Linked DNA regions of Homo sapiens: region 2 is linked to region 1. A link is a contact called in ENCODE Hi-C or POLR2A ChIA-PET data. All regions are on one chromosome and are shown on one strand. Each heading gives the region's core, a stretch centred on a gene start or an enhancer-like site at or near the end of the contact. The rest is flanking DNA. Distances are from core to core; before and after follow the strand shown.

The links. A loop is a pair of places that touch in the nucleus more often than their neighbours do. ChIA-PET counts read pairs that join two places held with the same protein, here RNA polymerase II (POLR2A). Pooled maps may share reads with other maps.
Region 2: a loop to region 1 is called in a pooled map, with 1.8 times the contacts of the local background. The contact joins two enhancer-like sites. A Hi-C loop is called at or near these places in 2 of 50 pooled maps. POLR2A ChIA-PET finds 5 or more read pairs at or near these places in 11 of 52 experiments (A549, AG04450, B cell and 8 more).

What each region holds. Positions count from the first base shown.
Region 1 is chr10:72,195,649-72,200,913 of GRCh38, forward strand. ASCC1 (activating signal cointegrator 1 complex subunit 1) reads right to left here. Exons shown (of 10, transcript NM_001198800.3): 5 at 1,163-1,341. Among named protein-coding and RNA genes, the nearest start is that of ANAPC16, 18 kb to the right of the region's middle. Within about 2 kb of position 2,838, at least 2 of the 41 ENCODE cell types and tissues checked have a DNase peak (open chromatin) inside an H3K27ac peak, as active enhancers do.
Region 2 is chr10:72,333,282-72,338,494 of GRCh38, forward strand. It overlaps DNAJB12 (DnaJ heat shock protein family (Hsp40) member B12), which reads right to left. Exons shown (of 9, transcript NM_017626.7): 6 at 4,921-5,030; 7 at 3,243-3,415; 8 at 2,499-2,650; 9 at 1-1,336. The coding sequence ends at 2,529. Among named protein-coding and RNA genes, the nearest start is that of DNAJB12, 19 kb to the right of the region's middle. RefSeq lists enhancers at 1,536-1,945, 2,506-2,625. Within about 2 kb of position 2,315, at least 36 of the 41 ENCODE cell types and tissues checked have a DNase peak (open chromatin) inside an H3K27ac peak, as active enhancers do.

The DNA of each region.
Region 1 (5,265 bases), core at 1,588-4,087:
ACATGGAGAAACCCTGTCTCTACTGAAAATACAAAATTAGCCGGGTATGGTGGCGCATGCCTGTAATCCTAGCTACTCAGGAGGCTGAGATAGGAGAATTGCTTGAACCCGGGATGCAGAGGTTGCAGTGAGCCAAGATCGAGCCATTGCACTCCAGCCTGGGCAACAAGAGTGAAACGCTGTCTCAAAAAAAAAAAAAGTATGTGAGTGTACAGACACATTGATACACACACATATATAGCAATCATGTAACAGCATCTCTCAGTAGTGGAATTATGGATGATTTTTTATTAATCTTTTCTGTATTTTCTAAATTTTCTATAATAAACATATTGCTTTCATACTTTTTTGAATCAATATACATTTTTTAAAATCAACTAACTGATATCCAAAATGAGTTTAAAACTTGTTTTCTAATCTGGATTATCTGCTATTATCCTGGTCACAAGCATTTCACTGTTATCTAAGTATGGCAATTCTACATGCAAATTTGTCTTTTAGTTACTAATCCCAAATGAGCCATGACCGCCCAAAGTCAGAAGATCTACAGATAATGGCATCTCATTAACATTACCACCCAAAAGATGCAGAATAGTGTGTCTATTAGGATGAGCCATTTGTGTCTTAAATCTTTTTTTTTTTTTTTTTGAGACAGCATCTCACTCTGTCTCCCAGGCTGGACTGCAGTGGCACGATCTTGGCTCACTGCAACCCCCATCTCCCAAGTTCAAGCAATTCTCCTGCCTCAGCCTCCCAAGTAACTGGGATTACAGGCACATGCCACCTCACCCAGCTAATTTTTTTTGTATTTTTAGTAGAGACGGGGTTTCACCATGTTGCCCAGGCTGGTCTTGAACGCCTGACCTCAAGTGATCTGCCTACCTCGGCCTCCCAATGTGCTGGGATTACAGGCATGAGCCACTGCGCCTGGCCCGATATGTGTTAAAATTTTTTAAAGACATTTCTGTAATATATAGAAACTTATGAGCTGATATGTCCATACACTTTTTTTTTCAGTTCAATATAAGAAGCCAAAAGAAATAGTTATCTTTTTTGGTGGGGGAAGAAGTTTATAACTCCCTACTGTTTGATTTATGAACCATTTTTGTATTCTTTTTATATTTAACTTTTTTTTTAACCTTCTTGCTTTGTTTGCACTTACCATGGAGCACTTCGCCAGTACTTCCTCCTGGAATCTCAGGAATCCTTCCTGAACCTCAACTTCATTGAGGAAAAAGGCAAGGAAGTGAGTGAAGGGCTGCTTTCTTCGAAAAGTGTCCAAAAGAACATCAATCCGTGTTCGGGCTGAAATTACACCATTTCGATGCTGGCCAGTGATTACTGTAAACAAAGAAGAAAGGGTAAACTGCTCAAGGACCCCCAAATGCTTATAAAACAGGACCTCTTGATACTGTCACCTCTGAGGAGCTAAAGCAGTTCTGAATGCGTATATGAATCTAAACAGGGGACAATAACAAATATAAGAAAACTGCTAATTAATTCAATGTAAGCAGAATGAGGCTTAAAAATAGAATATCCTTGGCCGGGCACGGTGGCTCATTCCTGTAATCCCAGCACTTTGGGAGGCCGAGACAGGTGGATCACGAGGTCAGGAGATCGAGACCATCCTGGCTAACACAGTGAAACCCCACCTCTACTAAAAATACAAAAAATTAGCCAGCCTGGTGGCGGGCGCCTGTAGTCCCAGCTACTCGGAAGGCTAAGGCACGGATGGAGGGAACCCAGGAGGTGGAGCTTGCAGTGAGCCAAGATCGTGCTACTGCACTCCAGCCTGGGCAATAGAGCAAGACTCTATCTCAAAAAAAAAAAAAAAAAAAAAAAAAGAATATCCTTAAGACAGCTTATAAAGTAGAAAAATGAATTCAAGTACTACAAAGCAAACCCTTGCTAGTAGGAATGTAAAATGGTGTAGTCACTATGAAAAAGTTTGGTAATTCCTTAAAAAGTTGAACATAGCTGGGTGCAGTGGCTCACGCCTGTAATCCCAACACTTTGGGAGGCTGAGGTGGGCAGATCACTTGAGGTCAGGAGTTCAAGACCAGCCTGGCCAATATGGCAAAACCCCATCTCTACTAAAAATACAAAAATTAGCTGGGTGTGGTGTCACATGTCTGTAATCCCAGCTACTTGGGAAGCTGAGGCACAACAATGGCTTGAACTAGCAAGCTGGAAGTTCCAGTGAACTGAGATCACGCCACTGCACTCCAGCATGGGCAACAGAGCTAGACCCTGTCTCAAAATAAATAAATAAATAAATAAATAAATAAAGTTGAACATAGACTTACCATATAACCCAGAAATTCTACCCTTAGGGATACCCAAAATAAGTAAAAACCGAGAAAGAAAAAGGGAAGGGAAGGGAAGGGAAGGGGGAGCAGGGAAGGGGAGGGGAGGGGGGAGGGGGAACGAGGAAGGGAAGGGGAGGGGGGAGGGAGAGGGGAGGGGAGGGGGGAGGGAGAGGGGAGGGGAAGGGGGAGGGGACGGAACGGGTGAGGAGGGAGGGGAGGGGAGGGAAGGGAGCAGATGGAAGGGGTGAGGAGGGAGGGGAGGGGAGGGAAGGGAGCAGATGGAAGGGGTGAGGAGGGAGAGGAGGGGAGGGGAGGGAAGGGAGCAGATGGAAGGGGTGAGGAGGGAGGGGAGGGGAGGGGAGGGGAGGGGGAGGGGAGGAGAGGGGAGGGGAGGGGAGGGGAGGGGAGGGGGAGGGGAGGGAAGGGAAGGGAAGGGAAGGGAAGGGAAGGAAGGAAAGAAAAGAAAGAAAGAAGGCAAGGCATGCTCATGCCTGTAATCCCAGCACTCTGGGGCAAAGGCCAAGGCAGGAGGATTGCCTGAGGCCAGGAGTTCCAGACAGCCTAGGCAATTTACTGAAACTCTGTCTCTACAGTGGTTGGAGGTGGAGAAGCTTCTGATGTTCCATTGCCTGAGATTTCAAAACAGACAAGACCAGATCCTTGTCTAGAGGATTAAAAGCTACCAGATCATTTCCTTCTCTGATTTCTCTAATTTAGGAGACACAAAAGAAATGGGTAAATCAGAGCAAATATCACACGAATGCAACTGCAGACTTGACTTCACATCACAATTCAATTTACTCTAACCAATACATTTGGTTTTTCTATATACTTTACTTCTCTACAAGATCAATAAGCCAGTTTATTTATTTTATTTTCAAGAGAGTCTTGCTCTGTCACCCAGGCTGCAGTGCAGTGGTACAATCTCGGCTCACTGCAACCTCCGCCTCCCAGGTTCAAGCGATTCTCCTGCCTCAGCCTCCTGAGTAGCTGGGATTACAGGCACGTGCCACCACACCTGGCTAATTTTTGTATTCTTAGGAGAGACAGGGTTTCATCATGTTGGCCAGGCTGGTCTCAAAATCTTGACCTTGTGATCCACCCAACTTGGCCTCCCAAAATGCTAGGATTACAGGTGTGAGCCACCACACCCAGCTAATTTTGTATGTTTATTTTTATTTTTTGAGATGGAGTCTTGCTCTGTCGCCCAGGCTGGAGTGCAGTGGCACGATCTCGGCTCACTGCAACCTCCATCTCCCAGGTTCAAACAATTCTCCTGCCTCAGCCTCCCAAGTAGCTGGGAATACGGGTGTATGCCATCACACCCAGCTAATTTTTTTTTTTTTTTTTTTTTTTTTGAGACAGAGTCTCACTCTGTTTCCCAGGCTGGAGTGCAGTGGCACGATCTCGGCTCACTGCAACCTCCGCCTCCCGGGTTCAAGCAACTCTCCTGCCTCAGCCTCCTGAGTAGCTGGGATTACAGGTGTGCACCACCATGCCCTGCTAATTTTTGTATTTTCAGCAGAGACAGGGTTTCACCATGTTGGTCAGACTGGTCTCAAACTCCTGACTTTGTGATGTGCCCTCCTCGGCCTCCCAAAGTGCTGGGATTACAGGCGTGAGCCACTGGGCCTGGCCGGCTAATTTTTTGTATTTTTAGCAGAGACGGGATTTCACCGTGTTAGCCAGGATGGTCTCAATCTCCTGACCTCATGATCCGCCCACCCCGGCATGAGCTAACACGCCTGCCTAGTTTTTATTTTCTCTTCTTTGTTTTCTGTTTTTTTGTTTGTTTTGAGACAGTCTCGCTCTGTCACCCAGGAGGGAGTGCACTGGTGCGATTGGCTCACTGTAGCCTCGACTTTCCCAGATAAAAAGATCCTCCCACCTCAGCCTCCCAAGTAGCTGAGACTACAAGCATGTGCCACCACACCCAGCCAATTTTTGTATTTTTTTGTAGAGATGGGGTTTTGCCATGTTGCCCGGGCTGACCTTGAACACCTGGGCTCAAGTGATCCTCCCACCTAGGCCTCCCAAAGTGTTGGGATTACAGGCATGAGCCACCAAGCCCAGCCTGACACACTAGTTTTTCACACTGCAACATTTGTGCTAAGTTAAAATGGAGTCTTTATAGCCTGTCTACCCTTTTCTGGATAAGTTCTGGAATGAATCTAGTATATTAAAATGGCTAGGGTCTCCACATTTACACCACGTTATAATTTTACTGCAATAAAAAATATTATATAACTTACTACACAAATAGAAAAAATGGGGAACATATAACAAGTGTTAATAGCAATTATGTTTGGGGTTCGTATTATAAGAGACTTCCATGTATACCTTATATATAATTTCTGCAAGCTTTCTCTTTTTTGAAAGCATGTATTAATTTTATAATCAGAAAAAATTAGGGCTGGGCGCAGTGGCTCATACCTGTAATACCAGCACTTTGGGAGGCTGAGGCTGGCTGCACCTGAGGTCGGGAGTTGGAGACCAGCCTGATCAACATGGAGAAACCCCATCTCTACTAAAAGTACAAAAGTAGCCAGGCATGATGGCACATGTCTGTAATCCCAACTACTTGGTAGGCTGAGGCAGGAGAATCACTTGAAACCAGGAGGTGGAGGTTGCATTGAGCCAAGATTACACTAAGCCAAGATCATGCCAATGCACTCCAGCCTGGGCAACAAGAGCGAAACTCCATCTCAAAAAAAAAAAAAAATAGATGAAGTAACTTTTAATGCAATTATAAAATGACCTTGGTATTTGTAACTTGAATGTTAAAACTCAAGGAAAATAAAATTTTGCACTTATAATTCTAATAAACTGAATATTTACTTTAATAAAAGTCCTTCCAAATGCTGTTAAAAGTTCTAATGCTAGAGTTTGTTGACATTACCTAGAGAAAACTGTGTCACTGCACTGGCCAATATGGGAGCCCACATGCAGCTAGTTA
Region 2 (5,213 bases), core at 1,065-3,564, 140 kb after region 1:
GGTCATTCCAGAAGGCCCAGGAGAAACTGTGGGAATAAATAAAACCTCCCTCCTCCCACTGGCGGCAAGTGCTGTTTTAAGCAAAATCCTCATTTCAATGTGAGGGTAAGAAAACTATTCTGGTTCAGGTGTATCCTTTGTCCAAGGTACGAGAGGAGGCCTGGCGGTCACATCAACAGCGAGTGAAGACAGAGGCAGCCACGGGCACTGCCTTTTCTTCAGGAGTCGAGGAGGCTGCCCTGGGGTCCCGGCACCACTGACTGACTCGGAGGAAGAACTTTCTGAAGTCCTTGGTGCATGACTTAGGAAAAACCAGTGGCAATGATGGAGCTGTGCCCTGTGGCACCTATAAGGCAAAGCCCACTGAGGGACTTAGGGGTGGGGAAATGGTTAGGTAGATCCTGGCCCCCTCTGCAGGCCTTCCCTTCTGTGGGCAGGGGGCTGGAGGGCTCCTGGGCACCAGGACAAAGAGCCCACCAGCGCTGCTGAGAGGGGAGAGGTGGTCTCACCCAAGCAGGTCCTTGTGGGGCCTCTACTGTGACTCAATACTGACCTGGCACCTGCCTCCATGGCCTGCTCCTCTCCAGGTTAACCATAATCCTGAGGCCTTCGCGGGTTCACACTATCATGATTACTGCTGCCATCAAAACCAGGCTGGGGTTTCGGGGGGCTGTGAAAAGCTCTGATGCGACTCTCCTTATGCTGTCAGCTACAGCTAATGTCTAGCAAAAACATCACCAGGGTACCTTCCCCAAACAGGCCTCATTTTCTAAAACATGGAAGAAATCAGCTCAACAACTTAACCAAATCCCTGCAGAGTTTAAAAAGTAGACTATATATATATATATCTTCATATATGCCTATTTACATATAAATAGATATATATACATATACACGCATCTATAAATTACATTCTATGGAGAGTTCTCTTTCTTCCTCCTATCTTTGGCCAGGGCCTCTGGCTTCTCCTGAGAGGTGGCTGGTGGTGGCTCCTGTGAGGGAGGAAAGGCAGCTGGGTGCCCCCTCCCCCAGCCCTTCCCACTGATATCTGCTGCGAGTTTTACATTCTACTTTCGTTGCCATGGTTTCTGTATCCTAGGAGAGAGGCGATGCGGAGCCTCCGCCAGCCCTGCGAGGGAGGGAAGCAGCCCCATGGCAGGTTTTCTGTCTGTCCTAAGAGCTTTCTGCATTTACTGGGTGAGAGAGAGGGCAGCTGTGCAGCGTTCGGCCTCCAATTCCATTTTAATTTTGTTTCTTTGTTTGTCTTTCCTCAAATATACAGTCCATCACCTTGGCTCAGTGCATGTCACCAAAAATTCTCCAGGGATTTCATAGTCTGGGGAGGAGAGTGGCAACAGTTAGCTCGGCATTCAGGCGGCACCGGCTCCTCTAGCTTATGCCACACAAGTAGCCCCCCTTGCCACTGCACCGCTGCACCGTGCTGCCCGCTCGACCCCCACCAACCCCACTTGCGGCCTGCCCTCCTGCGGCAGCACAGAGGCAGGCACAAATGGCCTCCAGGCAGAGTCAGCCATGGATCCAGGCCGGGAGGACACAGGCAAAGGAGGGGGTGGGCAGGGCACCCACACAGAGAAGAACCTTCACTGCTTCTGCCCACACTTCTCTGGGCTTGGCTGAAGTGGCCACCTCTGGCAAACGCTGGGAACAGAGCCCAGCGCCCCCATTCGCCGGGCTGCAGAAGGAGGGAGCCTGCTACCAGCAACTCTCATTTCCCCTCCACCCCTCCTGTGCTGAGCGGCTGCGTCTGACCCTGAACTCATGACCTTCTGTTCCCTTCCTCAGACCGCAGGCGAGATGCCTGGGCAAGGCCGGATGCCTGTGGCTTCCAGGCTGCCAGGTGTGACGGCATTCGAGAGAGTGCCTCAGATCCCACCAGAGGGGGGTGGTCAGGGCCCGCGGCCCCTGCCGCCACCAAGACTGCCAGCTCCCACCCACCTCGTGGCTGCCTGTTCATCTTGCTCCATTTCCTCCTAGCTGGAGGGATGGAGAAAGGGGAGGGCTCTTGGCCCACCTATTCCCACATGGTTCTTCCTGGTATCAGGCAGGCAGTGTGCATATGGGGCTCTCTTGGGCCCCACCATATGTGATGGCCTAAATACCAGGGCACGGACAATAGTCTGCTGTGCTGGAGAAAGGGCCGTGCTGACTGATGGCTGGAGTGGACCAAGAAGCCCCGGGTGGCCCTCAGCAACAGTTTCAAGTTCCCACTCTGCCTGGTTCTGGGGTCCCCCACACCCCTGGAGCCAGGGAGCAGAGCGGAGGAGTGGGGAGGACAGCATCGCTAGAGGGCGGAAACCGACCTTGGTTTCCCAGCAGGCCCCACAGCTGCTCGGTCTCTGGAGGCTGGAGGTCAGGCTGGGGACAGGAGTCTTTGCCACAATCACCAGGCTTCCTCCCTTTCTCCCCCTCCCTCCTCTGCTCATGACCAGGGCCAAAGCTGCCAGGAGTTGCAGGGTGGAGGCAGCCCTGGCTCATACTTGGACCTCGGTGGTGTGGCTGGCCCAGGACTATCCATGCAGGGAGGCCTGCACCTCTGACAGTCGGCTGCAGCTGGGGGTGCCCATCTTCTGTGCTCTGTGGTACATATCTGTGTCGCCAAAGTAGCGTGCCCGGTACAGCAAGCCTTCCTCTGCAAAGCAATGGGACAGGGTTAGTGCACACCCAGTACCTCCCGAAGCCTGCAAGGAAGCCTGCGAGGGCTGTGGAGGGCGGAGGAAAGCTGGTACATGCCCGGGGCTTGGGCAGGGCTGGCCTCCCATTAGGAAGACCATGGAGGAGCAGAGACTACAGTCCTTATGTGGGCGAGGGTGACAGAGGCGCCTTTCTCTAGAATGCAGTGAGGCCAGCCAAGGTGAGACCCTGTCATCCTGGTCAGGCCTCCCCAGGGTCCCACAGACAGATCCAGGAGCACAGTCAGGGGGTGGCCAGGGATCCATCCGCTCCAGTCCATCTCTACACACTCACCTCTGGCAGCCAACATGCTGGGCTGATGGCAGTGATTTACGGGAACCTGAGGAAACTACCAGGTGGCCCCTGGCTCCCAGCCCCGGAGAAACACAGGAGTGGAGACCAGCTCTTGTCTGGGAGGTGGCTGGTGCAGGGCAGTGCCAGGGGCTGGGCCCTCAGAGCACAGGGTGAGCAGGGCTCTCTCCTTCCCCTGCTTTCCAGCTTCATCCCAAGCCACCTCCCAAATACAGCCCCCGCCTTCCCCCCACACTCACTCTGCTGCTTCTCCTTCCAGCAGTTGTTCCGGAGGTTGGCGATATAATCATCTTCCACATTCCGCTCGACTGTTTTGAGGCTGGAGCCTGTGTACTCTTCGGAGAAAGTGTCTCCCACATAGTAGACGACACCCAGGTGGTCAGTGACTCGCCTGTGGATGTGGCCCACGGACCTGGCCAGAAATACCAGGTTCAAAGTGGGTGCGGGTCCCCATGCCCAGGGCACTCTAGGGGTATGGGCCCCAAGACAGGAGGTGCCGCACAGACCAGAGGAGTAGTTGGTTCCCTCTCAAACCAGAGCAGGGACCCGCACACTCCCTGAAAGGAGAGTCTGAGGAAAAGGCAGCGTCCTCCCACACACGTGGCCCAGACCGCAGGACGCCCTGCCTTTAGATCCCTGCTTACCACACTGCTGACCTGGGGCCTTTGGGGAGAGGCCTGGTCTAGGGAACTGGAGACCTGAGAGGGAATCTGGGCTCTGCCTCTGTGCCTCCATCTCCCCATTCATCCCCTAAGCCAATTGTTGCTGAGTGCTTGCCTGCCTATCTAGGAGTTCCCAGTGTAGGGTTAAGAGGCTTAGGAACAAAATGACAGGAAGGGCTCCAGGGAGCCTTATCCTCCCAGCTCCAATCACAGGCTCTGTCAGCTGTGGGAAGAGCCTTGACACCCAGACAGGACCAGTGCTCTGGGGACAACAGTCCCTGCCCTAGTCCTCTGCTCCTCACATCTCTCCAGTTGCAGGGAAAAGGGCTGGCATCTGGCCACAGGGAGCCTGAGCCGGCGGCCAGGGTCCAGTGGACCGACTCTGCCCCCTGCTGGCTGAGAAGGGTCCTGCCAGCTCCCAGCCAGAGGTGGCCACCTTTTGGGAGAGGGGGACCCACCCCACTGAAGATGTGCACCCACTGTGTAGCTGACCCTGGGCCAGGTGCTGGACATCAGTGAGGGGAGCTGACCCCCTAACGGCTCATGAAATGTCCTCAAGTTCACTCCTGGCAGTCGAGACTAAGCATTCATTAAACTAATATTGTTGAGCATTTCTAGTGGGCCAGACATTTTATATGCATTACTCATTAATTTCCACAGCAGGTGGATGTTATAATTCCCATTTTATAGATGAGGAAACCAAGGTTATATAACTTGTTTAGGGTCACACAGCTTCTTAGTGGAGAAGCTGGGATTCTAAGCCATGCTTGCTCTGTCTGACTCTAGTGCCCTGTTCTTTCCACAGCCTCAGGAAGCCCAACCAGAGCCGAGGAGCAGAGGTTCTTCGTCAGGGTTGGCAGGGGAGATGGGCAGGGAAGAGTCACAAAGCCGCCGAAATTATATGCAAAACTCTGTGTGTATATGTGTGCGTGTATGTGTGCATGTGTATTATGTGTGTGCATGTATTGTGTGTGTGTGTACATGTGTATCGTGTGTGTGTATGTGTGTGTGCACATGTGTGCATAGTTTTAGGGAAAAGTTCTGTAGCTCTCGCTGCAATTTCTTAGGGGACCATAATCCTAAAAAGCTTAAGAGTCCTAGTTGAATAGAGAAAGTATATTTTCTTGATTCGAAGCCAGGTTTCTGCATTATGATCGCACACTGGCTGGATCAGGATGGGAAAGAAGGCCCCTGATGGGGCTGAGAATTTAAAGCCCCTTGTCTGCCCATGGCCCGGCCTCACCCATGTACTCACGGTCTTGGACTCAGACTGTAGGGTGGACTGGAGACCATGAGCTGGCTGAGAGCTGACACGAGAATCAGGATGAGGATAGGCATCAGCTGCACAAACACCCCTAGCCCGCCCTGGAGGGAAGAGCCAATGTCACTCTGCTGGACCTGGGTGGGGTGTGGTGTCAGCCATAATCACCACTAGCTCCCCTAGAATAGTGGAGCCTGGGGAGACATGACACCACTCTGCCGTTCCCTCCACGAGGCTCCAAAACACAGACGCTCCTTCACCTGCCAGCTTTCCCAGATAAAAACAAA